2 separate regions of the Homo sapiens genome follow, and region 1 is linked to region 2. The links are chromatin loops, found by intact Hi-C in ENCODE. Cell type or tissue: endothelial cell of umbilical vein. All regions are shown on one strand. Each heading gives the region's core, and the rest is flanking DNA. Links, peaks and the distances in the headings are about the cores only. Region 1 has its middle 6.9 kb from the start of OR10V1. Region 2 overlaps STX3 (syntaxin 3).

The links. Peaks named below come from ENCODE experiments on the same cell type or tissue, not always from the same donor. Only the 100,000 strongest peaks of a DNase experiment are listed, where the experiment ranks them.
Region 1: a loop joins it to region 2, with 7 times the contacts of the local background. A loop is called at or near these places in 3 of 110 quality-filtered maps.

Annotation. Positions count from the first base shown.
Region 1 is chr11:59,702,540-59,711,448 of GRCh38, reverse strand. It overlaps the pseudogene RN7SKP192. Among named protein-coding and RNA genes, the nearest start is that of OR10V1, 6.9 kb to the left of the region's middle. In endothelial cell of umbilical vein, for the core only: no CTCF peak of the experiment used is centred there; a DNase peak (open chromatin) is centred at 4,358; H3K27ac peaks cover 2,042 bases.
Region 2 is chr11:59,801,114-59,809,633 of GRCh38, reverse strand. It overlaps STX3 (syntaxin 3), which reads right to left. Exons shown (of 11, transcript NM_004177.5): 11 at 3,756-8,520. It overlaps MRPL16 (mitochondrial ribosomal protein L16), which reads left to right. Exons shown (of 4, transcript NM_017840.4): 3 at 1,785-1,933; 4 at 2,802-3,494. The coding sequence ends at 3,287. Among named protein-coding and RNA genes, the nearest start is that of MRPL16, 5.4 kb to the left of the region's middle. RefSeq lists an enhancer at 6,776-6,825. In endothelial cell of umbilical vein, for the core only: a CTCF peak has its summit at 6,873 (motif pointing right); DNase peaks (open chromatin) are centred at 6,913, 7,123 and 7,153; H3K27ac peaks cover 1,381 bases.

The DNA.
Region 1 (8,909 bases), core at 3,353-5,852, 96 kb after region 2:
TACATTTAGGACTTTTCATTTAACACGGATAATTTGTATTTTATTGGTTTTCACCAAGTGATGAAAACTGCCAAAATCATCTTCAGGCTTTATCTTATTCTTCATACTTTTGTGTCATGGGCAAAACTGCAAAAACTGCCAAAATGATCTTCAGGCTTTATTTTATTCACCATAGTTTTGTGTCATGGGCAAAACTGCAATCATATTTTATTGCTTTTGTCTAAATTATTGACAAAAATATCAAGCAGAACATGAAGAGGGCAGAGTCTGGTATCATCTTCAGGAATTGTTCAATTAGGTAGACATCTGCTCAGTTAAACTACCTGTTGGGTACTGTGCTAACTACTTGGGCAATGGGATCATTCGTACCCTAAACCTCAGCATCACACAATATACCCACGTAACAAACCTATACATGTACCCTCTGAACCTGAAAGTTGAAAATTTTTCTAAAAAAAGAAAGAAATCTGCTCAATGAATAACATCTGGGGTACATTGTTGCAATTATGGCCCCCCTTGAACTCCACCTGCCTATATCCATGCCTTTAGGCAGTCTCCCACCCCACCCCACCCCCACCCCCACTGCCATCACTCCCGGAGGGCTATGTGACTTGCTTTGGCCAATGAGACATTAGCAAATGCATTGCAAGCATAGGCTTACACTTATATTTTGGGGCCTGCCTTCTCTTGCTGTCCTAAGGCCTCCACATAGCCTGGGCTAGGATGACATCGTGTAGAACAAAGATAAGCTGTCCAAGTTGAAACTACCTAAGCCAATCAGCCCTAATCTACCAGCTGACTTTAGCCACATTAGTAACTCCGGTAAGACTAACAGAGTCCAGCCCAGATTGTTGACCCATAGAATCAGGGCAAATAAATGATTGATATTTTAAGTCATTATGTTTGGAACAGTTCATTTTGCAGCAAAATGTAACTGCTTTGCCAACAAATCTATAATTAGCCATCTCACAGAGGGATATGATGAGAAACCTCAAATCCTTTCATACAATCAAAATACACTGCAGCACTTGTATAAATCTAATCATTTAAAGCTCTTGTTTTTAAAATGAGGTGCATTTGGCATGATTTATCATGAATCACTTTATATGGGCTCATAGTAATCACCAGTCTTTTCAAAATTCTTACAACTTATCTGTTCGATCATTTCCAGAATTCTACTAGGGGTTGGCATTGAGATATCTATCTTACACATATTTTGTATCTGTAGCTTCAGCTAAATGGGAAAAAAATTCAAGAGTTCTGAGTGCCTTGGAAATGGAGAATGTAGCATTAATCTTTGGATACCCATAATAGTGGGTAATACTTATTAAACTCAGTTGATTCACTATCAAAAGACAGATAAAATTTTAGGATGGTGTACTAGTCTTGTCTCTCTTAAAAATTATATGGTCCTTATATAAAGCAACTGTGTCTTATTTATACTTCTTTATCTTTTTTCTATTTTTTAACTTTCTCTACTCCTTGAAAACTTTTTTCTATCATTTACATTCTTCATTGCCTTTTACAGTGAAGCTACTTCATAATTATTGGAATTAAGCAAGACTTTCTTTGGAGATAACTTCTTTCTGGTTCTCAGATTTTTAAAATGTCACTAATAAGGGTACATACTCATTTAAAATATTTTTGAAACCTTTATTGCTAATACTAATTTTTTATTGTTGTATTTGATTCTAGTATCTGTGACTTCAGTGTTCCCTAAGATTACAAATAGTGAAAAATACAAATGGGAAACTATAAAATATCCATTGGAAGGGAGCAGGTAGGTATCATTATTGCATATTAAAGGAAGATCATATACTTTACTGTCTTTTTTTGAGACAAGGTCTTGTTCTGTTGCCCAGGCTGGAGTGCAATGGCACAATCAGAGTTCACTGTAGCCTCAATCTCCCGGGCTCAAGCACCCAAGTAACTGGGACTAAAGTTGCACACCACCATGCCCAGAAAAAAAAAATTTTTTTTTTTTTTAGATGGAGTCTCACTCTGTCACCCAGGCTGGAGTGCAGTGGCACGATCTCGGCTCACTGCAACCTCTGCCTCCCAGGTTCAGGCAATTATCTTGCCTCTGCCTCCTGAGTAGCTGGGATTACAGGTGTGTACCACCATGCCCAGCTAGTTTTTGTATTTTTAGTAGAGATGGAGTTTCACCATGTTGGTCAGGCTGGTCTCAAACTCCTGACCTCATGATCTGCCCGCCTCAGCATCCCAGAATGCTGGGATTACAGGCGTGAGCCACTGCGCCCGGCCAGAAAAATTTATTATTTTTTTTTGTAAAGATGGGCGTCTCACCTTGTTGGCTAGGCTGGTCTCAAACCCTTAAGTTCAAACGATCTTCCCATCTTGGCCTCCCAAAGTGCTGAGATTACAGGCGTGAGCTGCTGCATCCAACCATACTTTACTATCTTTAACTCAATTTTAGCAAGGATTTTTAAAATTTCAGTTACAGAAAATTTTGAGAATTTGAAAATTTCACTTGCCTTATTGATGTTTTTCCACTTTTTTCCAGTGATTCTAGAGAGCTGGGTGCAAAAGCATATTCTGCAGTCATGCCCAGTAAAAAATTCCCAAACTCCCATTTCTCTCATCATCTATTTTGTAGCACTGTGGTATTCAGAAGAAAATGAAAGAGAAATTCTTCTAACCAGGGTAGAAAAGGAATAATGAGAAAGAGATGAGTCAGAAGATACTGGAAAGAACAAATTAGAAAGAGAGATGGAGATAGGGTCAACAGGGGAAAGCAGATATTTGAGGAATCTCTGGGATGTGACTGCTATGGCTTGAATGTGTGTCTCCTCCAAAATTCATGTTGAAACTTAATCCCCATTAGAGTGGCATTAAGAGGTATGGCCAGGTCGGGCACAGTGGCTCACACCTGTAATCCCAGCACTTTGGGAGGCTGAGACAGCCAGATCACTTGAGGCCAGGTGTTCAAGACCTGCCTGGCCAATATGGCAAAACCCCATCTCTACTAAAAATAAAAATAAAAAAATTATCTGGAGCATGGTGGTACAAGCCTGTAATCCCAGCTACTCAGGAGGCTGAGGCATAAGAATCATTTGAACCCAGCAGTTGGAGGTTGCAGTGAGCTGAGATTATACCACTGCATTCCAGCCTAAGCAACAGAGCCAGACCCTGTCTCAAAAAACAAACAAACAAACAAACAAAAAGAGGTAGGGCCTTTGCAGGGAGTGAGTAACTCAGGAGCGCTCCTCATGAATGGGTTAGTGCCTTATAAAAGGGCTGGAGGGAACTGGCTTAGGCCCTTTTTGCCCTTCGGTTCCTTCTTTCATGTGAGGAAATAGCTTTCAAGGCACCATCTTGGAAGCAGAGACCAAGCCGTCACCAGACACCAAATCTGCAGGTGTCTTGATCTTGGGCTTCCCAGCCTCCAGAACTAAGAGGAAATAAATTGTCATTCTTTATAAGTCATCCAGTCTCAGGTATTTATTATAGCAGTGCAAATGGATGAAGATGTAACGAAATTTAGAGAGTTATGAGTTATTGCAATAGGCATCAAGGAGTTGGCTGAGTATTGAAGCATCTTCCATTGCTTCTCTGGAAGGGACAATGGGACTGAGAGCCAGGAGAAATGGCTTCTAGGAGCTGTGTAATGTTGGAAAAGCTGCTTTCATTCTTGAAGACTGCTAATGCTTCTATAACAAAGTATAGCAAATGGGGCAGCAACATAAATTTATTTTCTCACAATTCTGGAGACTAGAAGCCTGAGATCAAGGTATTGGCAGGGTTGATTTATTCTGAGGCCTCTGTCCTTGACTTGCAGAGAGCCGTCTTCTCCCCCTGTCTTTATGTGGTCTTTCTCCTGTTTGTGTCTGTGTACTACTGCCCTGTTTTTATAAGACCAGTCATATTGTATTAGGGCTCACCCTAATGATTTCACTTACTCTTTATTACCTCTTTAAAGGCTTTATCTCCAAATACATTCTGAAGTATTGAGGGCTAGGGCCTCAACATATAAATTTGGGTTGGAGGGAAGACATAATGTAGCCCAAAACAAAGGCTCAATCTCAGTATCTAGAAAACTAGAGGATTATACTTGTTAATATTTAAGCTATGTTCAGGCACTGACTTGCCGTGGCCCCAATCCCTGTTGGACTGAACAAAGGAGGACAAACGCGGGAATAAAGATAAAGAAAAAAGAGTATATTTGGAAGAAGGGGTCAGAGGGCTCCTTGCTTCTAGTGAACAAGGGCCCTGAGTTTTACAGCCCTTTGTATTTATTGGGTAAAGGAGATTGGGAGAAGGGGGGTGGTTGTCGGTCAGCAGCTTGACTCAGTGCAGGCTTGCAAGGCTGCATTCTCTGAACAGTAGTCTCCAGATGTTCCAGTAGATAACCTCAAGGAGCACAGTGCCAGGGAGTGATTGCACTCAGCATATCTTCTGGCAGCAGGCACAGTCATGAGTTTGCCCACATCCTGCATTCATGATAAATAGTTTGCTGTTTGATCATATAGCCTCCAGTGGAATGCTGAGTTAGTCACGACCCACAGGACTTCGGCTCTCTTTTTTCTTTATCTTTATTCTTTTTTTCTTTATCTTTATTACCTATAAAAGAGTATCTTTATCTATCTATAAAAGAGTAAAAATACTCTTTTCTTTATCTTTATTCCCACATTTGTCCTCCTTTGTTCAGTCCAACAGGGATTGGGGCCGCAGCAAGTCAGTGCCTGAATATATCTTAAATATTAACAAGTACAATCCTCTTGTTTTCTAGATACTGAGATTGAGGCTTTGTTTTGGGCTACATTATGTCTTCCCTCCAAACCAAATTTATATGTTGAGGCCCTAGCCCTCAATGCTTCAGAATGTATTTGGAGATAAAGCGTTTAAAGAGGTAATGAATCAAATGACTTTGATTCAGTAATTTAACTCCCACTTTCTATTTACATCTGTCAATATGCTGGCCATTTCTCCTCACATTGGAGAGGCTTCTATGGTACTTTCTACCATACTCTGCTAATAATGGTTTCTTGTCTGCTTCTTAATCAGAAAGCAAAATAGAACAACTTGGGCATGAACAAATGGGGTAGGATGTGAGGGCAATCTGGCTGTGACATCTGTCATCCCATTGATCACCAGAGTTGATTCAGCTGATCTGCCTGGCTAGGTGGGTGTCCTCTTCCTCCTTCACTGCCCCATGTGCGACCCTCTCAAAGCTGCAAGCTTAGTCAAAATGGACGACCTTCCCAGATAGAGGAGGACCATTCTTTGGTCAAGGGTATACAAGTAGCTGCACTCCTCTGCTAGAACCTCTAAACAAGCTCTCCAATGTGGTGGTCATTACCCTTTGTATTTGTTTATTTTCATACTGCCATGTAGAGTTTGAGACCAGCCTGAGCAACATGGCAGAAACCTGTCCCTACCAAAAATACAAAAAATTAGCTGGGCGTGGTGGTACACGCCTGTAGTCCTAGCTACTTGGGAGGCTGAGGTGGGAGGATTGCTTGAACCTGGCAGGTGGAGGTTGCAGTGAGCCAAGATCGCAACCTGGGTGACAGAGTGAGACCCTGTCTCAAAAAAAAAAAAAAAGACTGACATAGAGCATATAAAATACTTTGACTGGGCGCAGTGGCTCACACCTGTAATCCCAGCACTTTGGGAGGCTGAGGCGGGCGGATCACAACGTCAGGAGTTCAAGACCAGCCTGGCCAATATGGTGAAACCCCATCTCTACCAGAAATACAAAAATTAGTTGGGCATTGTGGCGCGTGCCTGTAGTCCCGCTACTTGGGAGGCCTGAGACAGAAGAATCGCTTGAACCTGGGAGGCTGAGATTGCAGTGAGCCGAGATTGTGCCACTGCACTCCAGCCTGGGTGACAGAGAGAGACTCCGTCTCAAAAAAAAAAAAACAAAAAAACTTTCTTAGTTGTGAGTCACTGCTCTTCATTAAACATGTAGGAATATGTACTATGCACAGAGCCTAACATTCAACTATATTTTGTGTGCGTGACTGTCTTCAGGTTTCCAGCCTCTTTGTCACATTCTTGTTTTCAGTGATCCCCGATGGGGGTAGCTTTTAGCTCTACACAAATTCTTTCTTTATCCTTAGTAGCTAGGTGCTTCTGGATAAATGACTCTCAACAGGAAAAGCCTGAGTCTTCTATAGTGTATATCTGTGATAATATGTATTTCTTTCTGTTGACTTAACTAAGGAACTGAGAGAAGTGAGAAACTTCCTAACATGTGTAAGGAAATGTACAAATGTACATTGGCACCCTTATTTACACATCCTTCAAGAAGTAACTCTTAACAATAAAAAAATCAATAAATAAAAGAAGAAGTAAGTTCAGGCAACACCATGATATTCCTACTTTACAGGACGCTTGGAGATTTTACTCCTTTCACTGTGGAAAAAAAATGAAAGGAAAAGGAAGGAAAGAAGGAAGGAAGGAAGGAAGGAGAGAGAGACAAAGAGAGAAAGAGGGAAGAAAGAGAAATAAATGGAAACCCGATTAAAGGTATTTTCTCTCTAGAGAAAGCATGAAGTACATCCTATTTATAATAAAATATCATAAATTTGTTCTGCTCCAGTTGCAATGATCCTACAAGTCTTGGTTACAATCACCAGTCATTCCTTCATTCATTCATTTAACAATTCAGTGGTTATTATTGAGTATTTACTATGTGTGGAAACCTGGAATATAGTGGGAATGCAGCAATAAATGAAACAATTGTTTCCTGTTATCGCAGTGTTAAAAAAAAGAAGAAGAAAGAATAAAAAAGAAACAGAGAAGATCCTTGTCCTCATGAAGCTTACAATCTAATGGAAGAGACACATAATAAATTAAAAAATATAATTACGGACTTTGGTAATTGCAGTGAAGAAAACAAACATAGCAACTCAACAGAAAATAACTGAGTGAGGAACACCTACGTTAGACAAGATTGTATACGCAATGCTTTCAATTTCCTTTATTGTTAACACTCCCATTGTATGTCTGTCACAACTAATTGACCAATATTGACGTATTATTATTAACTAAACTTCACACTTTATTTGGAGTTCCTTATTTTTTACCTAATGTCCTTTTTCTGTTCCAAGAATTCATCTAGGACACCACATTACATTTAGTCATCATGTCTCTTTAGGTTCTTCTTGGCTGGAAGAGTTTATTAGACTTTCCTTGTTTTTGGTGACCTTGACAGTTTTGAGGAATCCTGGTCAGATATTTTGTAGAATGTTCTTCAGAACTGACCTTCTCTGATGCTTAGACAAGGGGTTGTGAGTTTTTGGAAGAAAGAACACAGAGGTAAAGTGACATTCTCATCACATCATATCAAGGGTACATAATGTAAACATAGCTTTTCACTACTGATGTTGACCTTGATCACCTGACAGAGGTAGTGTTTCTCAGATTTCTCCACTGTCAACAAACTCTTTTCCCACTTGTGCATTATACTCTTTGGAAGGAAGTCACTATATTCAGTCCACCTGTAAGGAACGGGTAGGTAGTTTTGCTGCCCCAAATTGAGAAGGGAGGAGTTACATAAATTATTTGGAATTCTACTGCATAGGAGATTTGTCTATTCTTCCTCATTTAAATTTTTATCCAAGCATTTTTTTCTTTTTTCTTTTGTATCAGTTAAAGAATCAATTATGTTTTTATACCAGCATGTGAATATTTATTTTATACTTTAGGTTATAAAGTGTATTGCTTTCTTTACATTGTGAATATATTTATTTATTTATTTATTTATTTATTTATTTATTTATTTATTTTGAGATGGAGTCTCACTCTTTCGTCCAGGCTGGAATGAAGTGGTACAATATCAGTTCACTGCAACCTCCACCTCCCAGGTTCAAGTGATTCTCCTGCCTCAGCCTCCTGAGTAGCTGGTATTACAGGTGCCTGCCACCATGCCTGGCTAATTTTTTTTTTGTTTTGTTTTGTTTTGTATTTTTAGTAGAGACGGGGTTTTGCCATGTTAGCCAGGCCGGTCTCGAACTCCTGACCTCAGGTGATACACCTGCCTCGGCCTCCCAAAGTGCTAGGATTACAGGCATGAGCCACCGTGCCTGGCGAATATTTTTATTTATTACAGATAAGAAGAGAGGGAAGATAAAAGAAATGGAGAAATGGAGCAGTGGAGGAAAGTGGGAAACAAGCAAACAAAAAAGAAAGAAATATAAGAAATCAAAGTTAGGCCTAGGATAAAAGGTTCCACTGAACAAAAGGACCCCTCTGACTCACTCCTCAGGGCTAAGCCTCTGTCTATTAGCCCTAGCTAATATTCAACAGAATTCTTATTCTTGACTCTTTTTTTCAGAAAAACATTTCTGTCTGAGAAGAGGAGCAGGTCAAAAACAATAAAATATTCAAGCACTGAATTTCTCCCAACTGTCTTCTAATTTCATCCTTTTTTAATTTTTATTTTTATTTTATTTTATTTATTTTTGAGACCGAGTCTCGCTCTATCACCCAGGCTGGAGTGCAGTGGCGCAATCTCAGCTCACTGCAGCAACCTCCACCTCCCAGGTTCAAGCAATCCTGCTGCCTCAGCCTCTCAAGTAGGTGGGACTACAGGCACATGCCACTACATCTGGCTAATTTTTTTTTTTTCTGTATTTTTAGTAGAGACAGGGTTTCACCATGTTGGCCAGGCTGGTCTTGAACGCCCGACCTCAAGTGATCCGTCCGCCTCGGCCTCCCAAAGTGCTAGGATTACAGGTGTGAGCCACCACGCCCAGCCAACAATTGGACTATTATTTGGAGTTATTAGAATTGCTTATTATTAGGAAAAAGCTACACACCAATCAGAATGGTGATTATTAAAAAGCCAAGAAACAACAGATGCTGGCAAGGCTGTGGAGAAGTAGGGACACTTTCACACTGTTGATGGGAGTGTAAATTAGTTCAACCATGGTGGAAGA
Region 2 (8,520 bases), core at 5,886-8,385:
CTAATGAGATAGCTCCCCTAAAACCTCCCACTGGTGTGTGTCCCATGGTCCACTCAGCCAGTAGTCATTGGCCTGAAATCTGGATTTTTGAGCGGGCATGGTGGCTCACGCCTGTAATCACAGCACTTTAGGAGGCGGAGGCGGGTGGATCACTTGAGGCCAGGAGTTGGAGACCAGCCTGCCAACCTGGTGAAACCCCATCTCTACTAAAAATACAAAAAATTAGCTGGGCGTGGTAGTTTACACCTGTAATCCCAGCTACTCAGGAGGCCACTGCACTCCAGCCTGGGCAACAGAGTGAGACTCTGTCTCAAAAGAAAAAAAAAACCTGAACTTTTGATGTTCTTTCCAAATAAGTTTACATATATGCAGTCATCTAACGATATGTGAAAAAGCTTTAATTTGTTAAATTTAAGCCACAATATCGTAAAACTAGTTTACTTTTTAAAAAAGAAATATACTGGAACCCTCAAAAAAAATGAATAGGGTCTGTACATCTGAGGGTCTTCTGTACAGAATTGTTAAACCACGTTTTGAAAGTACATTTTGACTTGTAGGTGAAAGAAAGCATTACTAAGATTCTCTGTAGCTACATATAGAAGTTGAGGGGCAGCTTCTGAAACTCTGATAGTAATAATTTGGTATTTCCTCAAACTCTTCTATTTTGTATTTGTCTCCATTATAAAGCCATACTTGGTTCATTTAAGAAATTTTTAAAAATGATTTGTATGTTAACTTTTTTCCCCAAATCGTCAAGTAAGGATGATAAAGAAGATGTCACATGTCTGGCCTGAAGTTTTGCCCACCCACCAAAACCTGGCACACTGACCTGTGCAGGTCTCAGCATGAAAAGTCCCTGCATATATGAGAGAAAGAGCATTGATCAAAGGATTCCTAGGTTGTAAGTTTCTCAACAAGAATGTGGCAGAGCTGGAGAACTTAGATATTTTTATGTACAATATAGTATTCTTCCACTACCCCCATTAACATCCAGAGAGGCAGGGAAATATATGTATATATTTTTGTGACATGGTATGTAGCTTTGCTGTTGAACTGGATGGCATAGACCAGATTATAAAGTGTTTTTAGCCCTCGGGTTCCTCTTCTATAAAATGGAGATTAAAAATACTACCTGCCTAATATCCTGTTTGTTGATCTGGGTAATAGTGGTGTGTGTTCATGTGTTCACTTTCTGGTAATTCACTGAGCTGTATATTTTTAATTTGGCCCTTTGATATAGCTGTGTTAAACTTTGACAAGTTTAAAATTTTTAAAAAGAGAGCCCTGAAAGAATACCAAGGCTATAAAGTTATTTTAAAGATTAAGTGAACTAGTGGTTTCCAAACAATCCCTGTTACAGTGTTAAGCACAGAGTTGGTGATTAATAAGTGCATTTGGATTCAGAGGATAAAACTTTGCTATCTTTAAAGTTTTAGAAACATTTGCATTAGCCACTGTCACAGCCAGAAGATTCCAGTGTCACTAAAAGCATCTGCAAAAATGTAATATACCTTTACAGTTACTGTTCAGTGGTAACTTTAAGACTTTCAGGCTGGATATGGTGGCTCGCACTTGTAATCCCAACACTTTGGGAGGTAAAGGCAGGAAAATCACTTGAGGCCAGGAGTTTGAAACCAACCTGGGCAACATAGTGAGACCCTGTCTCTACCAAAAAATGAAGAAGAAAGAAATTAAGACTTTCACCTGTTATAAATCTTTCTAGGAAAATAGATCTTTTGAGATGTATAGTTTTACTTTATCCTGGTTGTCTGTGCTTCTTTTAGATGTTTCCATTCCTGAAAAACCCAAGCTTAGATTTATTGAAAGGGCACCACTTGTGCCAAAAGTAAGAAGAGAACCTAAAAATTTAAGTGACATACGGGGACCTTCCACTGAAGCTACGGAGTTTACAGAAGGCAATTTTGCAATCTTGGTGAGTGAATTCAGCATCGAGCAGCAATGGGATGGAAGCTAGGGAATAACAAAATCTCATACTCCTTGAGATAATTTAGTCTCTTCCTCCACAGTTTTTATTAGAACTGCCACCAGTTGCTCTTTAAACTGGTATGTACAGAGGCTACTGGGTACCCAGTAAACATTTGGGTTATATATCTTTTTTTTTTTTAATGTAGAGTGAAAATAACGTAAAAGCAGAAGGAAGGGGCTAGCTAATGTGCCCCATAATCAGATCATGAGATCTTTTCAAGCCCTGGTAAAAATAAAACCATCCACAATATAGGATGTGGAAGACAGCTGTTTCCTTACTTGTTGAGTAGCTTCCATGAAGACTTGATGTCAGCAGCCACACAAATGGGTGTGCACTAGGATTTGTTTTCCACCAGGCAGCCAGAGTGATATTCCAAAGTCCTCTTCCTGCAGCCTACATAATCACCCCCACTGACCTCTCAGAACCTCCTGCCCACTCTCCCCATTCCTCACCCTACTCCAGCCACATTGGCTTCTGTTCAACTTGCCAAGCCCTCTGCTGTGCCAGGGCCTCCACATAAGCCTTTCTTATGCCTGGCACACTCCTCTCTTTTCCCTTGGCTAGTTCTTTTTATTCTGGTCTTAGCTTTAGATGTCACCTCTTCAAAGAAGCCTTCCTGGCTCTCCACTGAAATGGGTCCCCCTTCACTCTATTACTGTGTACCCTAGGCTTTTCCTCCATGGGACTTATTAGAACTTAGATTTTTATTTTCAATTGTATCATTGAAGCCACAGTTACTAGAAGAGACAAAATAATGAGCCCATAGATGATGTCGAAGTCCGCATGTGTTTCTAATTCTCCCATTCACTTTTAGGCATTGGGTGGTGGCTACCTGCATTGGGGCCACTTTGAAATGATGCGCCTGACAATCAACCGCTCTATGGACCCCAAGAACATGTTTGCCATATGGCGAGTACCAGCCCCTTTCAAGCCCATCACTCGCAAAAGTGTTGGGCATCGCATGGGGGGAGGCAAAGGTGCTATTGACCACTACGTGACACCTGTGAAGGCTGGCCGCCTTGTTGTAGAGATGGGTGGGCGTTGTGAATTTGAAGAAGTGCAAGGTTTCCTTGACCAGGTTGCCCACAAGTTGCCCTTCGCAGCAAAGGCTGTGAGCCGCGGGACTCTAGAGAAGATGCGAAAAGATCAAGAGGAAAGAGAACGTAACAACCAGAACCCCTGGACATTTGAGCGAATAGCCACTGCCAACATGCTGGGCATACGGAAAGTACTGAGCCCATATGACTTGACCCACAAGGGGAAATACTGGGGCAAGTTCTACATGCCCAAACGTGTGTAGTGAGTGTAGGAGATAACTGTATATAGGCTACTGAAAGAAGGATTCTGCATTTCTATTCCCCTCAGCCTACCCACTGAAGTCTTTGGGTAGCTCTTAAGCCATAACTAAGGAGCAGCATTTGAGTAGATTTCTGAAAAACAATGTTATTTGTTGATTTAAAAAGAAAACTGTATTTTTATTAAATAAAATTTAAACATCACTTCAGGATATAACTTCTCATTGGTCATTCTTAATCCCTTAAAAGATTAAGAAATAGGCCTCAATGACTAAAGAGTTCTTGGTCCTCCTGGGGTGTAAGATGAACATGAAGGCTGAAACAAATGTTTGCATTCCCCCATCTATGATGCGAGTCTCACTTAAATGTTTATACTGCCTTTTATACGTACACACTTCAGGAGCCAGTTTCTGTGATATTTTACTAGGTTAAAAACACATTTTTAGAGTAAGAAAAAAACAACAGTACATAGGTCAATTGATTCAATATTTATTGATGCCCAGCTACCCATCTTCTCACAATCTTGGAAGGGGTATGTTGGACAATAGGCAAGGAACATACCCTTTGCCTTTTAGCAAAAGGAACCGATGACAAAAGTTAGAACTGCGTGGCCTTTTCTGGGTCTGAAATTCTCCAAGAGGGAGAGTGTTTGGCTCTATGTTTGTGCCCCTGCAGAATCTAGTACAGTGCTATGTGCCATGCACCACTTAAATTCTTACTGCTAGTGAATGAGGGCCCCCTAGGACTCAGATCCTCATAGCTCCAGCTCCGTTTGCCCAGATTAATGTTTTCCAGACCCAACCAGCTGCAGTCTTCTATCCCCTATTAAAACTAAAGGAAGCACAAATTAATAGAAATATCAAACCATTGGCTTTTGAAGGTGGGTAGAAAACAGCACTGACCAAAATATTTTTAATCCCACTTTCTTAAAAAATAAGGTATCAAACAAAGAATAATTTACTTTCAAAAGTACAAACTTAGCAGTTGTGTGCTCCTCACAGTTGTATAGTGTGATTTTTTCATCAATTTTAGTTACATAATCACTAAATAATCTGCACTAGAACTCACATTCACATAGCTGGTTTTAAAGCTGAACACAACTGAACCTTGAATGGAATTGGGGACAGTATTAAGTATTAAGAACAGTTTTTTTTTTTTGTTTTTTTTTTTTTTTTAGATGGAATTTAGCTCTTGTTGCCCAGGCTGGAGTGCAGTGGCGCGATCTCGGCTCACTGCAACTTCCGCCTCTTGCATTCAAGCAATTCTCCTGCCTCAGCCTCCCAAGTAGCTGGGAATACAGGTGCAAGCCACCATGCCTGGCTAATTTTTGTATTTTTTGTAGAGAGGGGGTTTCACTATGTTGGTCAGTCTGGTGATCCACCTGCCTTGGCCTCCCAAAGTGCTGTGATTACAGGCATGAGCCACCGTGCCCGGCCTATAACAGTTTCTTATACATACGTTACTGGCCAGCAGTTTCAGCTAGCAACACAAATCAGGTGAGAGGTGAAGTGAGTGATAACCTCATTTCACCTTTCTCACTTGACACCTTTATCTGTTCTTTGTTATGGTTCACAGAGTGTTCTACTGATGTGTGAGTTCAGTCATGCTATAAACCTATTTTATTTTGTGGGCCTGTATTTCGTTATTGAACCACAGTCCTGGAGCCAGCCATCTTCTCCACAGATTAAGAGGCTGTTGCTAGAACTCCACCATCACCACCCATAGAAAAAGCACTTTAAATTTTCATGTTGTGGTAATGGGGTTTGAAAGGTTGGTAGCATTTTTGCATAAGCAGATCAGCCCATTCCCAAGCGGCTTTACACAGCCTCTGACAGTAACAAACCACGTTCTCATTGGTACCTTAAAGAGTTTAGGAGTCAAACCCAAGGATTTGTCCATGACTGAAATAAGAGCTTAATTATAAGTAATTAAGTCAGCAGATATTTGAGTACCTGTAAGCAGCAGGCGCTGTGCTAAAAAGTGGGGACACAGCAGTGAGCAAGATAGGCATGTGCTTATCCTTAGATAAACTTCACTTTTAAGACTACTACTGGAGCCTGAAAGAGGAAACAGATGTAGGGTGGTCAAAGGTGTGACCTAGAGGAGCCTGAAGAGCAGAAGTGCCCTGACTTGACCAACTCACAGCAGTTCAAGTAAGATCCTGTTGAGTTAGGTGTGCTATGATATCTGCCCCTTCACAGCCATACTGCACATGCAGGCTGTGTCACTTCCTAAAGAGGCGCCCACTCTGCTTGCTTCTCTACCCTGCAGTCCTCCTTTAAACCATCTGCCTAATCAGCTATGTATCTGTACTCCCTGTCCCTGTCCTCCGCCCAATTCTGTATACGTTTATTCTTTGCATAATTCTTAATAAGTAGTTGATTGGTGCCCTGTTTCTTAAGAAGTTTCATAATGGAAAGAGGAGAAGCTGATGAGGAGTCTGCGTGGAGAAGTGATGGTACCACAGAAGTGGAAGGAGGATTAGAAATGCCAGTCGATCAATCTGTGAGGGCTGTGGGAGATAACAGAAAAATGGAGGAAAAAAATCATAGATTATATAGCATGGTGTTCGTGGCTGGGATCACCAAATCCCTCTTACCCGGGGTAAAGGACTACATACAAGGCTGTGTTAACTTTCATTAACCTTGAAAGGGAAGAAATTTAATTTGAATTTACTGTGTGGCCGGCCCTCTTCCAAAAAGTTCAAGATGCACCTAATGCAAGAACTAATTCTTGTTCTTTTTGTCACTTCCAGATACCAAGGCTCAAACTGTTTAGCAGGAATCACTATCCTTCACCTGTACAAAGCATTCTGCCACACCAGGTTATAGGACAGATTGCCACCTTCTGTCTCCCCCCTCCTCCCACAGACTACCTACTAACAGTTCATTCTTCACTCACTTTTCTGTCTCTGAAACATCCCTTTCTTTAGTTTTCTCTAACCATTATTAGCACCTAATCCCACCCAGATTAAGGCACCTAGAGTGCCCCCAAGACACAAAGGTTTCAAGTCAGTGAAAGAAGGTCTGACCCTCCCCACAGATGGCTCACCTTTTTCAGGCAAATATGCTCCCAATGGTGGAAGCTAAGATGATCGCAAGGATAATACAGCAGATCATGATCATGATCTTCTTCTGCTCATCCAGACAAGGAAAGAAAGAATACATGAGAAACATCATCGCAAAAAGTATTCTGCAGGGAGATAAGTGCATGTGGACATGGAAGAGGGTGTGAAGGAAGAGAGCAACAGAAGGAAAAAGGAGATGGATCTGGCTTCTAGGACCCAGAATGCCAACAGAAATGTTATTTTTGGTGAGACATTCAAGTTAGATTAAAAGGATGTTTGGTATGGTCATTCCACCTTCTAGATAACATCGTGACAGATCTCCCCCATTTCCTCCTAAAGCCAGATACTCCCAAGGACTGAACCAAATTCTTTTGGGGGGAACACCTCAAATCTGAAACACAAACATAGTTACACTGCATTCTGTGGGAGTTAAACCATGTTCAAAAATTGCACTTTTGAACCATCTGATCCAGCACATGGCTTAAAAAGGTGTGAACTGCATTCTAAAACCTGAATAAAAATCACCACATGGTGGCACCAGATCATTGTGTTTCTGCATCGAGACAGAGCCAGAACCGTTTCACAATCAATACAAAGTCATTTTTATTTTTAAATTAGCAATAAAATAATCAAGTTTACATCTAAAAAATACAAACAACAACAAAAACCTTCACATGTTGTATTCCAAACTGTAAGCCCCAGGCCTCAATGTCAGAGGAGAGCAAAGGCCTTTAGTTATTTTGTCTCTTGTTGCTGGAGCCCATCCACTGTCTGACATCATAGCCATGGGCAAGAGGATATTGCCTTGGCTCTGTCTGAGTGCTGGATTGTGACCGGCCATAAGTAGCCTTTGCAAAGGAAGCTAATGGACAGTGCCTGAATTAAGGGTGCTTACCCTATCCTAGAAAGCGTTAAAGTCAAAGCGGAAAATATACATGGTACCCAAAATCAAGGAGACTGCCAGAGACCAGCAGGGGATCTAAGGGATTTACCACTGGGTTAGCACAGACACTACACTTGAAGATTTCCTAGCGGCTGCTGCTGCTGTTTCCATGATAAGAATTCAGTGAGACAAAGAACCTGCCAAGCTCATTAACCGAGTAGCAGGAAGAGCTACTGTGTAGCCTCTGGTGTTCCCCAACTGACTCAGCCCTGCAGATGGGACATCCTGTAGGTCATGTGAATATCAAGTTACTGAGGGATGTTCTCAGGACAAGCCTAGCATAGGCACCAGGTGGGAAAGGGTGTCAAAAAATTATACCTTCTGTCTGCTAAGCAGAAAAACTTAATTGGGATCAATTTAGCTCACTCCAGAGTTCTCATTTTATTCTCCCAGTATTCATCCAGAAAACAAGTTTCTTGATGATATGGGAAGATCACATTTCCACAGTGATTCATTTGCAGGTAAGCAAATGTCCTTTACCCAATTTTTATCCTAGCTCAAAGTTGGCTTTTTTTTTTTGAGGTCATAATAGCTTCCATTTTTATTTCCTACTTCCTGAGACACACACACTTATGTGTACATACATTTCATACACAATTAGAATACATCTGGAACACATGAGTGAATACACCAGTGTCATGAAATATTTCCAGAGCTTAGGATTCTAGCACCTTGTCCCTTGCCCAATTTAAAATCCCTGATTATTTTTGGCCCCAAGACAATAGTCTCACAAAGCATCACTTTCTAACAATGAGCAGCCAGTTTCTAAGACTCAGACATGGAAACATATTCCATACCGTCAGCCTTTTGCAAAGCATAACCTCAGATGACTGTATCATCCTGGTCCCTCCTTGAGTAAATATGAGAGACTACAACACAGAGAAAAATCAAAGTTGCCCCCCAAGCTGAACAACTAAGAGCTTAATTTAAGGCTGAATTTCAAACAAGTCAGCTCTTTAGACCAAAATGACATCTGCCAGTCCCTCATGTTTTCAGGACATACGGACAACAAACAGGATTGGCATCCTGCCAGGTAGAAGACTCAGATCCAAGCCTTCTTGTTGCCAAACTTAGAAGAATCATTCTGCTTTGTTAAAGATACTCCCCTAAAAAAATACATTGCAGTTTCTGGGAGAATACTCCATGAGGTAGAAAAATACAGCACCTTGGGAGAGTCTCACAAGAGCTTTCCCAAGTGCAAGGCATAATCTGACACACAACAGGGAGG